2 separate regions of the Homo sapiens genome follow, and region 2 is linked to region 1. Evidence: chromatin contacts called from ENCODE Hi-C or POLR2A ChIA-PET data. All regions are on one chromosome and are shown on one strand. Each heading gives the region's core, a stretch centred on a gene start or an enhancer-like site at or near the end of the contact. The rest is flanking DNA. Distances are from core to core; before and after follow the strand shown. Region 1 holds the start of IRF3 (interferon regulatory factor 3). Region 2 overlaps PPFIA3 (PPFI scaffold protein A3).

Region 1 (7,272 bases), core at 1,812-4,311:
CGCCAGGTGCTACCATTCCAACCCAAGGATCTGGCTCTATGCAGGTAAGACCTGGGCAAAGCAGGCTGGGTAGAATTTCAGAGGGGATGCTCCCCCAGCTTGGGCCTCAGCAGGATCAAGGTGAGGGAGTTTTTCAGTTCCCAAGAGGCTGACAGCCCCCTGCGAATCGAAATCCATGAAATCCCGGGAAGGTGTGCTCGGGCCTTGAATGCTGGGTGAAGACTTGGAATTTTCTCCTGAGGAGACCGGGGCAGGGACAGACAGGGTCAGCACTGGCTCAGGTGAGGGGCAGGCTGGAGGCAGGGGAGTGGGGGGATCGTCTAGAGGGAGAGGACAAGGCCCATGGAGACAGGTCGGAGACTGAGGGGCATGAAAGTTGGGCACATTCTCACCTGGGTATCAGAAGTACTGCCTCCACCATTGGTGTCCGGAGAGGTGTCTGGCTGGGAAAAGTCCCCAACTCCTGTTGAGAAAAGTGGTGAGGGGAGTAGGAGTGCCAGGAACCCTTGGGGCCCCAGCCTCCCACACGAACCCCAAGCTGGCAGACCTGAGTTCACAAACTCGTAGATTTTATGTGGGTCGTGAGGGTCCTTGCTCCGGTCCTCTGCTAAACGCAACCCTTCTTTGCGGTTGAGGGCAGAGCGGAAATTCCTCTTCCAGGTTGGCAGGTCTGGCTTATCCCTCCCGGGAACATATGCACCAGTGGCCTCGGCCCAGGCCTGGGGCAACAGTGGTGTCAGGATGGTGGGGGAGGACGACTTAGATCCTGCTCCTGGGGCCCTAACCCTGTCTCCCGAGTCCTAACACCACCCTCTTTCCCTGGCAAGTTCTAACTCTGCAAGGTCCATCCCCAAATCCCCCCGTCCCACCTACCTCCATCCCCCACCTCTAGTTTTCAAAAGGCTTTTTTTCTTTTTGAGATGGAGTTTCACTCCTGTCACCCAGGCTGGAATGCAATGGTGCAATCTCAGCTCACTGCAACTTCCGCCTCCCCGGTTCAAGCGATTCTCCTGTCTCAGCCTCCTGAGTAGCTGGGATTACAGGTGGGCACCACTACACCTGGCTAATTTTTGTATTTTTAGTAGAGATGGGGTTTCACCATGTTGGCCAGGCTGGTCTTGAACTCCTGACCTCAGGTGATCCGTCCTCCTCGGCCTCCCAAAGTGCTGGGATTACAGGCATGAGCTACTGTGCTCGGCCTCTTCAAAAGCCTTTGAAACCTCTTTGGTTTTTGTTTTGTTTCGCTTTTGTTTTTAAAGAGATGGAGCCTATGTTGCCCAAGCTGGCCTCAAACTCCTGGGCTCAAGCGATCCTCCCGCCTTGGCCTTGCAAAGTGCTAGGATTACAGGTGTGAACCACCGCCCCCGGCCCAAAAACCTTTTCTTTCTAAGCCAGGCTTCCAAGTCCAACTTGGTGTCTAATCCCGTGCACCACCTGCCCCGCGACACCCTCTGTGATAACCCCGCCCCTCACACTGTTTACCACCTCTGGCATATACTAATTCGGTAGTTAGGAACCTCAGATTTGGGGCTCCAGGCCTCACCTCTGATGTTTCAAGAACCATCCCCCAGTATCTATCCTACAACCAAGAGCCCCGGCCTCTAGAAAGCCCCAAACCCCCAGGATGCATTTCCTTTGCGTACTAACCGGCTTTCCCGGTTTTATTCCCGTAACCCTGCAGCTCCAACCCTGCTTGCGCCCCACCATCAGTCAGCGGATCCGGCTAGCCCCGCCCCTCCCGTTCTAGCCCCACCCACCAGCGTTGGCACGAGCCCGCCCCTCGCGCGCCACCTCCGCCTTCTCAGCCGGGCCCACTAGGAGTCCTTTCCGCCCAGCGCGCAGCTCCGGGTTTCCAGCGTCCCAGGTCGTCGCACGCACCTGGAAGATTCCGAAATCCTCCTGCTGTGCATCCTGCCGTAGGCCGTGCTTCCAAGGGATGCGGAAGCGCGTGCGGCTCTTGTTCACCCAGGCCACGCCCTCCAGTTGCCCCAGGTCCAGCTGCGACACCAGCCAGGGCAGGATCCGTGGCTTTGGGGTTCCCATGGTCCGGCCTGCGCGTATAGGGCATTTCCTGGGCGCGACCGGCCTCCCCCGGACCCACCTGGCCTGGAGTTTCCGCACCCAGACCTCCTTCTCACGGGCCACGGCACAGGTCCTTCACCCATATTTTCGGGGGTACAAACAGGAAACCTCCTCTTCCCATCCTCCCATCCTCCCGAGAGGCTCTCTAATCAGCTAGGGTTCCTTCCCATATCCATGGCACATCCTTCCCCAGCGTCTTCAGTGCAGACCCTCCACTCCCTCAATTCCGCCAGTATAGACCTCCTCCCTCCCCCACATCATCGAAAGTAAGTATCCCCACTTTCAGGGTAGCATCCTCTTTCCCTAGTTATTTCAGTGCAGAATCGATTCACGTGTAAGCCTCTACCTCCTGCACTTACCCCAATGTAGACCCCCTTCCACAGTCCCCCTACAGAAGATCTCCCAAAACATTTCCAACACAGAACTTCCATTCAATTCCCCTCCGACTGCCCGCCTCCCTCCTCCAGGACAGAGCACGCCCCAGGTTTCGAGACTGAACTACCCCCATCTACGGAGTCCACCCCTCCCTCTCTAGAACCCCCTCAGTGTAGACGCCTCCTCTTTTCCTCTTTCCTCCCTACTTTTTCTAGTTTTTCTGCAGCCGACCTCCAGCGTCGGCCACTGTAGCTCCTTCCTTGCTCCACTTTCCCCAGAGTACACAGCCTGCCTTTCCACTCTCCGTGCAGACCCATCCTCTTTCCCGCTCCTCGCTCTCGGACGCCACCAACGCTCTCCCGGGCTCTTCCGCGTTACCTACGATGGAAGGTCGGGGCGTGCGGGCAGCTGGAACCCACCCCTGTCTTGGAGCTCCGGGTAGCTCTCAAACTCGAGGCTGCGCACCCCCTTTCCCGTCAGCTGAGCTCTAGAGCGCTGGGGCTTTCTTTTTGATCGACTTCTTGAAATAAAACCAACTTTATCATTCTTTGGGTAACAGACCCAAAAGCCGATGGGACGGCCCGCTGGGCTGTTCCCGCCCCTATGCCCTTTTTTGGGTTTCCGGCCAGAGGCATGCTGGGAGCGTCACATGCAAATTGAGCGTGCACCCAGCGTTCCGCCCTTTCTACGCTGGGCCGGTTATCGACCCGGCCCAGTGCGCAGGCGCGGGAAAGTTGAACTAATAAAGTTTGTACGAGTTCAGTGGAGGAGACCGCAAGTTGAGTGGAGGAGGCGGCGGTGGGGCCCCGGACCAGGTCAGCGGGGTGTTGACGAGGGGTGGGGTGAGGAGGGAAGAGGAGGGGGCCGGGATCCAGTGGTGGGCACCCCAGTCCCGCTTCTCTGATATCCAAGGGTCCAGGGTCCTCTAGATTCCAGCAGGGGTCGGAGATTTGGAACTACACCTCACAGCAGGCTGCGCGGCGAAGAAGCGCGGACCTAGGGGAAGATTTGCCCTGAAACCTCTTGGGATTGGTAGTTCCCGATGCTTTAAGGGTTTCAGGAGTTTGGCATATGCCTCTTATAGAATCCAGGAGTTGGGGCGCTAAGCCTCTTCTTCCTGGGAGACCTAAGGGTCTGGGGCTCCAGTTCCTTTTTCTCTAAGACTCAGAAGTCCAGGACCCCAGCTCCCTCCTCCTTTAGACCCACGAATCTGGGCACCCAGCCCCACCACCTTTCCTTGGATCGAAGAGTCTTTTTCCTGATCGCTTTTTCGTCTGAGGACTCAAGAGTCTAGGCCCCCAGACCCACACTCTCCAAAGGACCCAGGAGTCCAGGCCCTCAGCACCTTCCTTGGGACTCACAAGTCCTGGTCCCCAAGCCTCCACTTCTTGCTAAACCCTTGGAGTCCAGTCCCTAACCCTCTCTCTCACAGGTGCCTCCATGGCAGGCTCTGAAGAGCTGGGGCTCCGGGAAGACACGCTGAGGGTCCTAGCTGCCTTCCTTAGGCGTGGTGAGGCTGCCGGGTCTCCTGTTCCAACTCCACCTAGGTAAGAGGAGTGGCCCTTCTCCCCCAGGGGCCAGCATTTGAGGCTCCCTCCTAACTCTTGCTCCTGGTCTCAGTCTGTCTCCTCTCTTTATATCTGGCTCTATTCTCTGTCTTTGGGGTTTTGGAGAGAGGTCCTCAGCGGGGGAGGGAGGGAGTTGGGGAAAGAGACTGCTTGCAGGGGATCTCTGGTGGGGTCAGTCTCTGAAGTCCTCCTCTCCAGAAGCCCTGCCCAAGAAGAGCCAACAGACTTCCTGAGCCGCCTTCGAAGATGTCTTCCCTGCTCCCTGGGGCGAGGAGCAGCCCCCTCTGAGTCCCCTCGGCCTTGCTCTCTGCCCATCCGCCCCTGCTATGGTTTAGAGCCTGGTAAGAGATTTCCATGATCATCTATGAAGCCGGCAGAACACGGGATAAGGTGCTAGTTTAAGATCACTCAGCTAGGGGGTGGCTGTGTGGAGTCTCTAGCACCAGCCTTCAGGACAGAACCGTCCTGTCCTCTCCCCTCCCCAGTTAGATTTCTGTCAATTCTGTGGGTTGGCTTTCAGAGAGCATTTGGTCAATCTGGTTGTTGTCTCTTTCCTTCCATAACTACTTCCCTGCCCCTAGGACTTTTGTAGCCAGGAATACCCCTGATAGAGGGGCAGAAGGGCTGGTTTTCAATCACATCTCCCTGGCTGTTTTAGTTGCGTGACTCTGGGGAAAATGCTTTCTCTTCCCTGCTCCCCTGTTTTTCCAATAGCAGAGTAGGAATTGGGGAGGAGGTCACTGGACTTGATCAAGGTGACCCACAAGTTTCCTCATAGGTGTGAACCTGGACAGACTAGTAATGGCTGCTGGGAGTGCTAGCTTGAAAAGGGGTTCACAGCTTGGGAGAGGAAGTGCTGTGATCAATTGGTGATGTCTGTAGTGAGTGAGGGAAGGGGATACTAACAGTAATGTCTTGTGTTTGCCTTCCTTGGATGAGATCATCTTCAAGGTCTAGTTGAGCTCTGACAGTCTTTTGGAGACAGATTGTTGCTCTGTCACCCAGGCTGGAGTGCAGGGGTGCAATCTCGACTCACTGCAATCCCCACCTCCTGGGTTCAAGCGATTCTCGTGCCTCAGCCTCCCGAGTGACTGGGATTACAGGTGCACGCCAGCATACTAGCTGATTTTTATACTTTTAGTAGACACGGGGTTTCGCCACGTTGGCCAGGCTGGCCTCAAACTCCTGGCCTCAAGTGACCCTCCCACGTCGGCCTCCCAAAATGTTGAGATTGCAGACGTGAGCCACCGCACCCTGTCAGCTCTGACATTCTTTTTTTTTTTTTTTTTTTTGAGACGGAGTTTCGCCCTTGTTGCCCAGGCTGGAGTGCAATGGCCCGATCTCGGCTCACCACAACCTCTACCTCCCGGGTTCAAGTAATTCTCCTGCCTCAGCCTCCCAAGTAGCTGGGATTATAGGCATGCGCCACCATGCCCGGCTAATTTTTTTTGTATTTTTAGTAGAGATGGGGTTTCTCCATGTTGGTCAGGCTGCTCTCGAACTCCCAACCTCAGGTGATCTGCCTGCCTCAGCCTCCCAAAGTGATGGGATTACAGGCGTGAGCCACTGCGCCTGGCCCCAGCTCTGACATTCTAAGTCCAGTCTGAGGATCTCATAAAGTGAAAAGTACAAGGGTTTTGGCATTTTTAACCAAGTTTTCTCACTGGGCCTCAGTTTACCCCATTATAAAATGGGAATCATGGCCAGGCTTGGTTGCTCACGCCTGTAATCCTAGCACTTTGGGAGGCTGAGGTGGGTGGATTGCCTGAGGTCAGCCTGGGCAACACGGTGAAACCCCATTTCTACTAAAATACAAAAAATTAGCCAGGTATGGCGGCGTGCGCCTGTAGTCCCAGCTACTCATGAGGCTGAGGCAGGAGAATTGCGAGACTCCGTTTCCCAAAATCAATACATAAATAAATAATAAATAAAATGGGAATCATTGCCACCTGCCAAGGTAGTTGGGGGAAGGAGAGAATCCGTAAGTTTCCAATGTCCTGGAAACCTGTCATTAACTCTTTTCACCCCAGGCCCAGCTACTCCAGACTTCTATGCTTTGGTGGCCCAGCGGCTGGAACAGCTGGTCCAAGAGCAGCTGAAATCTCCGCCCAGCCCAGGTGAGGCACAGAGGAGCCCCAGAGAAGGATGGCGGTGGGAGGATAGTCAGGGTTCTGCCCCCAGCCAAATTCTCTTCTGCCTCCAGAATTACAGGGTCCCCCATCGACAGAGAAGGAAGCCATACTGCGGAGGCTGGTGGCCCTGCTGGAGGAGGAGGCAGAAGTCATTAACCAGAAGGTGATGGGCATCTGTCCCACTCCTTGGCAAGGACAGGAGTTGCGGAATGGTGGGGCACTGGGATCAGAAGCTGGATCTGTATTTTCTTTGGATGGTCAGGTGGAAAGAGGCTGGGACAAGGTTTCAATGAAGGGTTGAGGCCGGGTGTGGTGGCTCACGCCTGTAATCCCAGCACTTTGGGAGGCCGAGTTGGGTGGATGACTTGAGGTCAGGAGTTCGAGACCAGCCTGGCCAACATGGTGAAACCCCATCTCTACTAAAAATACAAAAATCGGACAGGTGTGGTGGTGCGCTTCTGTAATCCCAGCTACTCAGAAGGCTGAGGCAGGAGAATCGCTTGAGCCCAGGAGGTGGAGGTTGCAGTGAGCCAAGATTGCGCCACTGCACTCCAGCCTGGGTGACAGAGTGAGACTCTGTCTTTAAAAAAAAAAAAAAAAAAGAATAGTTGAATGACAGGGGTATGGTTAGGGTAGTACTGTACCGTAAATTAGTTGTTTTAATTGATTGTTTAGAGGGGCATGGCCTAAATGCAGAGGGTGTGGCCATCAGAAACATTATCCACAAGAGACTGGCCAAGCTGGGGAAGTAAGTGAATGAATGTGGGGGTGGGGGGAGTGGCTAAAATCTTACTGAGCATAGAAGGGACCTGGCTTAGAATGTAGGGGAAAATGTACTACCAGAGGAGGTGTGGCTTGTGGCTGTGTCCTGGAATCTGATTGGCTTCGGAGCTTGGACAAGGTACATCGTCCTTTAATATTAATTGAATGGTAGAGGGCAAGATTGTTGTAGACACTAGGTTGGCCCCTGGGAAAGGTCACCAGGGGCATGGCTAGATTAACTCAGTTACAGTAGAGATTGGCCCTGATTGGCTGTTGAGGCAAGGGCCTGGCATGGCTTAGGGACTCACGTTCCAGGCCACTATCCCGGGGGTAGTTTGGCAGAGACCCTGGAG
Region 2 (7,272 bases), core at 1,228-3,727, 520 kb before region 1:
GAGTACAGGTTGAGTGTCCCTTACTTGAAATACGTGGGACCAGAAGTGTTTAGAATTTCTGATTTTAAAAAGTTTTTTTTGAATATTTGCATATAAATGAAATATCTTGGGGATGGGAGCCAAGCCTAAACATGAAATTCATTTATGTTTCATATGCATCTCATACACATGCCTAAAAAGAATTTTATACAATATTTTATTTTTTATTTTTATTTTATTTTTTCGAGATGGGAGTCTTGCTTTGTCGCCAAGGCTGGAGTGCAATGGTGCGACCTCGACTCACTGCAACCTCTGCCTCCTGGGTGCAAGCAATTCCAATCCTCTGCCTCAACCTTCCGAGTAGCTGGGATTATAGGCGCCCACCACCACGCCCTGCTAATTTTTGTATTCTTAGTAGAGATGGGGTTTCACCATCTTGGCCAGGCTGGTCTTGAACTCCTGACCTCGTGATCCACCTGCCTCAGCCTCCCAAAGTGCTGGGATTACAGGCGTGAGCCACCGTGCCCGGCCTACAATATTTTAAATAGCTTTGTGCATGAAACAAAGTTTTGACTGCATTTTGTTTGTGACTTGTCACATGAGGTCAGGTGGGGGATTTTCCTCTTGTGGCTTCGTGTCAGCACGTAAGTTTAGGGCCAAGCACTGTGGCTCACACCTGTAATTCCAGCATTTTGGGAGGCTTTGGATGGCCGATCTCTTGAACCCGGGAGTTCGAGACCAGCCTGGGCAACATGGCAAAACCCCATCTCTACTAAAAATACAAAAATTAGTCGGGTGTGGTGGCGTATACCTGTAGTCCTAGCTACTCAGGAGGCTGAGGTGGGAGGATCCTTTGAGCCCAGGAGGTCGAGGCTGCAGTGAGCTGTGATTGTCCCACTGTACTGCAGCCTGGGTGACAGAGAAAGAGTGCATCCAAAAAAAAAAAAGTTTAGAATTTTGGAGCATTTTGGATTTTGGATTTTCAGGTTGGGGATGCTCAGAGACCTGTACTTGAATGTAATTGGAGAAAGTCATAACATCTTAGCCCCCAAAATTACTTTAGTGGGTCTTTTTCTTCCTTGTAAACACCACATCCTTTATCACACCTAAGGGCATTCACATTGTTGTTAATTTCTTTTTCTTTTCTTTTCTTTCTTTTTTTTTTTTTTTTGAGATGGAGTTTCACTCTGTCGCCCAGGCTGGAGTGCAGTGGTGCGATCTTGGCTCACTGCAACCTCCGTCTCCCTGGTTCAAGTGATTCTCCTGCCTCAGCCTCCTGAGTAGCTGGGATTAAAGGCACACGCCACCATGCCCAGCTAATTTTTGTATTTTTAGTAGAGATAGGGTTTCACCAACGTTGGCCAGGCTGGTCTTGAACTCCTGACCTCAGGTGATCCACCCGCCTCTGCCTCCCGAAGTGCTAGACCACTCTCAGCCTAATTTTTGTATTTTTAGTAGAGATGGGGTTTCTCCAGGTTGGCCAGGCTAGTCTTCAATCTCCAAAAGTGATGTGCCCGCCTCAGCCTCCCAAAGTGCTGGCACTACAGGTGTGAGCCACCACGCCTGGCCACAGTTGTTAATTTCATTTACTATTCACTCTGTATTCAAATTTCCCCAACATACTTAAAATATGTTCATTGTTTCTCCCCCACTAGGACGAAAAGTGTCTGTCGTGTCCCTTGCCATATCCCACACCCTATGACGGTGACTGGTGCCTGACACTCACCAGAAGTACATAAATGTTTTTATCCTTGTATGGATTCCTAACTCGTGAGGTTGTTGGGAGCAGAAGCTCAATAAATGTGAACCCCCCCCGCCATACTCCCTAAACATTTGCACCATGGCTGTGTCTGTCCCCCACTTCTGAATCCTCATTCTGTACCTCTGTGTGAGGTCAGCGAGGTGACGTCATTTGCACAGGGCCACACAGCAAAATGCATGGCAGGGTCCCAATTCCAACCTGAATTTGTTCAACTCCAAAGTCACATTGCCTGGTACATGGCAGGTGCCCTATAATAAGAATCATTCCTTTTCTCTGTTACTGCTTGCCCCAGAAAGCAGGAGGGACATAAACGTGTGGCCCAGGGCCTTCAGGAGGACACCCTCCTTCCTCTCCCCCACGCGAAGCCCTCTCCCACCATCCATTAACACTCCCTGCCCCTCAGTCCACAGGAAACGTGTGGATGACACACGAGGAGATGGAGTCCCTTACGGCCACGACCAAGCCCGTGAGTGCCCCCTGCCGGCCGCCTTGGGGGTGGCACTAACCTTCTTTGGGGGTGGGGGCGGGGACCGAGTCTGTGGCCATCCCTAAGTCCGCTCCTTGCGTCCTCCTCTGCCTGCCCCTTAACTCACCCCTTCTCTCCCCTCTTCCTACTAACGGGTCAGGAGACCAAGGAGATCAGCTGGGAGCAGGTAGGGGGCGCGGGGCGGGGCGTGAGCGCATGAACAGGCTGTGCACGACGCATGGATGCCCCTCCTCCGAGCCCTGCCCCTGCCTTCACCAGAACATGCCATCATCCCCATGGGGGGGCGCTGCGCCAAGCTTGGCTCTGGACTGTTCCATTATGGCTTGGCGGTGGGGAGGGTAGAGGGGATGCGATGTGGAAGCCCAGACTGTTGCATAGTCAGCCTTATGCATGGACCATTTCATCATCGTGGGTTGTGGGGGCTCTAAGGGGCTTCAATTCTGTAGCTCAGGAGAGACTGAGCAGCCGGTGTCCCTATAGTGGAGGGGGCGGGGGCTACAGTGGACTGCTCAGTGTACCAGGGCCAAGGAGGACACACTGGCTGTGGTGGTGGTGAGGCAGCCAGGCTGAATGAGAAGTTGGGGAGGAGGAGCTACACTTTGTTCTCAAGAAACAAGAGGCGGCCGGGCGCAGTGGCTCACGCCTGTAATTCCAGCACTTTAGGAGGCTGAGGTGGGCAGATCACCTGAGGTCAGGAGTTTGAGACCAGTCTGGCCAACATGGTGAAACCCTGTGTCTACTAAAAATACAAAAATTAGCCGGGTGCAGTGGCTAGCGTATGTAATCCCAGCTACTTGGGAGGCTGAGGCAGGAGAATCGCTTGAACCCAGGAGGTAGAGGTTGCACTGAGCCGAGATTGCACCATTGTACTCCAGCCTGGGTGATAGAGCCAGATTCCATCTCATAAAAACCAAACAAATAAACTAACAAAAAAACCCAAGAGGCATGAACTCACTGTCCACGGAGGAATTATGTTTGACTGTGGTCATAGATCACATATTTCCAGCCAGGGGGAGGCGTGGATTTTGTGCTGATGCTGAAAGGAGTGAGGGACTTGGGACTCATCTGGAATATTGTCCTGGGCCAGATATAACATTAGACAAGTATTTTCAGGACATTGCAAGAGTGATGGCCCTTTCTTAGTGGGAGAGCTGCCTTGAAAGAGTCCATTGTCCTGACTTGGGGGTTTAGTGACGTTGGACTGCAGTGAGACAGAGTTAAAGCAGTGCTTCCCCAAATTTAATGTGTAGTGGGGTGGCACACACCTGTAGTCTCAGCTACTTGGAAGACTGAGGCAGGAGGACCGCTTGAGCCCACGAAGCTGAGGTCAACCTGGGCAACATAGTAAGACCCTGTCTCTAAAAAATAAACAAATACAGCCAGGCGCGGTGGCTCATGCCTGTAATCCCAGCACGTTGGGAGGCTGAGGTGGGCGGATCCCTTGAGGTCAGGAGTTTGAGACCAGCCTGGCCAACATGGTGAAACGCCGTCTCTACTAAAAAATACAAAAATTAGCCGGGCGTGGTGGCTCGTACCTGTAATCCCAGCTACTCGAAGGCTGAGGCAAGAGAATTGCTTGAACCTGGGATGGGGAGGTTGCAGTGAGACGAGATCGTGCCACCGCGCTCCAGCCTGGGTGACATAGCAGACTCTTTCAGAAAGAGAGAGAGAGAGAGAGAGAGAGAAAGAGAGAAAGAAAGAAATTTAAAAATAAATATAATGTATATTTCGAATCACCTGAGGGTCTTGTGAAAATGCCGATACCGACTTCAGTAGGTCTGGAGTAAGGTCTGAGATTCTGCAATTCCAGCAAGTCCACAGGTGATGGTGACGCTCTAGGTCTCAGGACAACTGTTTGAGTAGCCAAGAGTATATGCTGTCATGAAGGGCTAGGAGACAACTCTGGATTGGTCCATTATCCTGAGCAGAGATTGGTCATTGTCCTACCATGGGGTGGGAAAAAACCTTGGATTGGGAGGTTGGACTGTACCCCTCTCATGCACAGTGGGAAGGGGCCAGAGGGCCTGACTCTTCCCTCACCTGCCCATGGCCCCAGATCCTGGCATATGGCGACATGAACCACGAGTGGGTGGGGAACGACTGGCTGCCCAGCCTGGGGCTGCCCCAATACCGCAGCTACTTCATGGAGTCGCTGGTGGACGCTCGAATGTTAGATCACCTTAACAAGAAGGAGCTCCGGGGCCAACTCAAGATGGTGGACAGCTTTCACAGGTGGGGGCTGCCTGGCCAGTGGGGACAGTCCAAAGGGAAGCCCCACCCCAGAGAGTCTTTGGCCAATAGGATTGGCCATGGGAGATTCCCAGGCTTATCTTGGCCCTTTTAGCCTGAGTTCTCAGGAAATCCTGACTCTGTGCTCCTTTCACCAATGAGATGGTCCACAGGAAAAGTTCAGATCCTGAAATGGCTTGGCTAGTTAACCCTGGACCCCTTCCAGGCTGGCCAGTAGGAAGTGCCTATTATTGAAAATGCCTCACCTCCTGAGGGGGTCAACAGTCAATAGAACTTATCAGCTCCCCACCCTTTCCAAGAAGAGCGCAGCCAGTGGGGAGGGACCCGTAGGAGCAGCAGTCTAGGGGACTGGAAAGCTCATCCGTGACTCCACTTCCCCTGCTGCTCAGGGTGAGTCTACATTATGGGATTATGTGCCTGAAACGGCTCAACTATGACCGGAAGGACCTGGAGCGGAGGCGGGAAGAAAGTCAGACCCAGATCCGAGGTGAGTAGAGCCTAAGGGTCCCTTTGGGAGCCAGGTGGAGGGCGTGGAGCTGGATGGGGAGGAGAGGGGGTAGGGGGAGACCGGAGAAGCAAATTGGCACCATAACCGTGGGGGTGGAGCCAGCGTGGGGGGCGTGGCCCGAAGAGACCAAATGGAGGTGGAGGTATGGGCTAAACTGAACTCTCCAGGCCACGGGAGGGGCACGGCTGAGGGTCCCTTCCGTCCCCAGACGTGATGGTGTGGTCCAATGAGCGGGTCATGGGTTGGGTGTCCGGGCTGGGCCTGAAGGAATTTGCCACGAACCTCACGGAGAGCGGGGTACACGGGGCACTGCTCGCCCTGGACGAGACCTTCGACTACTCCGACCTGGCCTTGCTCCTGCAGATCCCCACGCAGAATGCACAGGTGAGCTGCCGCTGGGCCCGGAGCATGCTGGGCGTCCCCACCTCGCAGACTGCACGCTCCAACCGCCCCCTCCACCTCCTCTTTCCAGGCCCGGCAGCTTCTGGAGAAGGAATTCAGCAACCTTATCTCCTTAGGCACAGACAGGCGGCTGGACGAGGTGGGCGCGGCAACAGCTCAGAGGGCTCTGCTCCCAGCGGCTCCTCGAGAGGCTGAGCTGAGGGGGCGGGGCCTGACTATTAATGGTCACGGTTGGAGGCGGGGCCAGGAGAGGGGCGGGGTTAAAGGAGAGGTGAGACCCGGAGAGGGGTGGAGTCAAAGGAAGGGGCGGAGTCAGACAAGGCAGGAGTCCCTCACCGGCTGTCCGGCTCCTATACCTAGGACAGCGCCAAGTCTTTCAGCCGCTCCCCATCCTGGCGGAAGATGTTCCGGGAGAAGGACCTCCGAGGCGTAACTCCCGACTCAGCTGAGATGTTGCCCCCCAACTTTCGTTCGGCTGCAGCGGGAGCCCTGGGCTCTCCGGGGCTCCCTCTCCGCAAGCTGCAGCCAGAAGGTGGGGGGCTCCCAAATGCGACAGCCCTTCCTCGCTTCCCTAGGGTGGGGCATGGACCACCTCAGTAGTCCGGGTTCTGGAATGGCCTAGTCCTTTCTCGCCCACCCCTGAGGAATGGACTGCTCCAACGTTCCGGACTCCCCCGTCAGGATGAAATGGATAAATCCCACTCCCCCTTCCCAGGGCGGGAGTGAACTCGCCCAATGCGAGTTTGAGTCCTTGGCTGCGGGGAAGGGAGGGAAACCCATGTGGAGCCCGGCGATCGTTGTGACATCGGGAAGGGAAGTCCAAAGGGAGGAATCCTGGAGAGGAACAGGGAGGAGGGTGCTCCAGGCTGAACCGCTGCTCGCTCTCCCTCCAGGCCAGACTTCTGGGAGTTCCCGGGCAGACGGCGTTTCGGTCCGGACCTATTCCTGCTAGTGCAGGCCTCCAGGTGAGGACCGTGCTGGGCGACCTTGGGGGTGCGGGGCGGCACGGTGGATCTTCACTGCTCCACGCGCTGCCCGGCGTCATGCAGGTGACCTCACTCGGACGGAAGAATCTTCCCGAGGCTGGGCTGTTCCCTCTCCTGCCCGGACTGTGGCCTCGCCGGGGAGAGCGGGCGGGGGAGCTCGCGCCGAGGACTGGACCATCTGTACAGACCAGCGGGAGTGCGCGCGCCCGCCTCGCACAGGGCCGGGGCCTGGACCAAACCACATGAACTGGACTGAGAGGGGGAAGAAGCGGGGAGGAAGAAATCCCGCCCCAAACGTCCGCTTTCCTTTTCTCTACTTTGTAATTTATTGATCAGTTTCTGTTGGGAGACGGGTGTCCTTTACCCGCGGGAAGGGGGCGGGGCTTCCCTCCCGGGCCGCATGCGGGGAGAGGCTGCTCCCTCCCCTTTTTCCTGCCCAGTCGCGGGGCCCAAGTCTTCCTTCTTCGTCCGAAAGGAGGGGAGGGGGGACTCGCTGCTACAAGCCTCGCCCCCTGTGCCACTCAGCTCCGCCCCGCCGCGTCCGGTCGCCGGTCCCCCGGGTCATCTGCGGGCGGGTTCCCCTCTCCCTCCCCCGTGTCTCGTGTCCCCGGGGCCTCACCGCCCCCCGTGCTGTGGCCGTGTCCGTGCCCCGGGGGTAGGGGGCGCAGAATGGCGCTTCCCCTTCTCCTCTGGCTCCGGGGTTTGCATGGGAGAATCCTCTTTCCACGATGCCGCTGGGCGACGTGGCGTGGGGGCAGGGGGACGGTGGGGGAGCCCTCGCCCCCGACTCTCGGTCGGCCTCCCCGCCCCAGGCGTCACTCAGTGATCACGGGTAAAGAGAACTGTTTCAAAAAGCTTCCTTGTTGACTGATTTTTTTTTTGCGGGGGGGGGGGGGGC

The links. Hi-C counts contacts between places; a loop is a spot of excess contacts on that map. ChIA-PET counts read pairs that join two places held with the same protein, here RNA polymerase II (POLR2A). Pooled maps may share reads with other maps.
Region 2: a loop to region 1 is called in a pooled map, with 3 times the contacts of the local background. The contact joins the enhancer-like site here to the promoter of IRF3 in region 1. A Hi-C loop is called at or near these places in 2 of 50 pooled maps. POLR2A ChIA-PET finds 5 or more read pairs at or near these places in 2 of 52 experiments (BJ and WTC11).

What each region holds. Positions count from the first base shown.
Region 1 is chr19:49,662,796-49,670,067 of GRCh38, forward strand. IRF3 (interferon regulatory factor 3) reads right to left here and starts at 3,062. Exons shown (of 8, transcript NM_001571.6): 1 at 2,836-3,062; 2 at 1,879-2,051; 3 at 548-719; 4 at 393-463. The coding sequence starts at 2,043. It overlaps BCL2L12 (BCL2 like 12), which reads left to right and starts at 3,138. Exons shown (of 7, transcript NM_138639.2): 1 at 3,138-3,272; 2 at 3,890-4,004; 3 at 4,224-4,366; 4 at 6,056-6,142; 5 at 6,229-6,320. The coding sequence starts at 3,898. RefSeq lists silencers at 3,041-3,190, 3,231-3,310.
Region 2 is chr19:49,143,799-49,151,070 of GRCh38, forward strand. PPFIA3 (PPFI scaffold protein A3) reads left to right here. Exons shown (of 30, transcript NM_003660.4): 22 at 2,145-2,207; 23 at 2,368-2,394; 24 at 4,285-4,460; 25 at 4,868-4,965; 26 at 5,195-5,370; 27 at 5,459-5,527; 28 at 5,749-5,920; 29 at 6,282-6,353; 30 at 6,438-7,228. The coding sequence ends at 6,340. Among named protein-coding and RNA genes, the nearest start is that of HRC, 8.0 kb to the right of the region's middle. RefSeq lists an enhancer at 5,725-5,944. Within about 2 kb of position 2,478, at least 5 of the 41 ENCODE cell types and tissues checked have a DNase peak (open chromatin) inside an H3K27ac peak, as active enhancers do.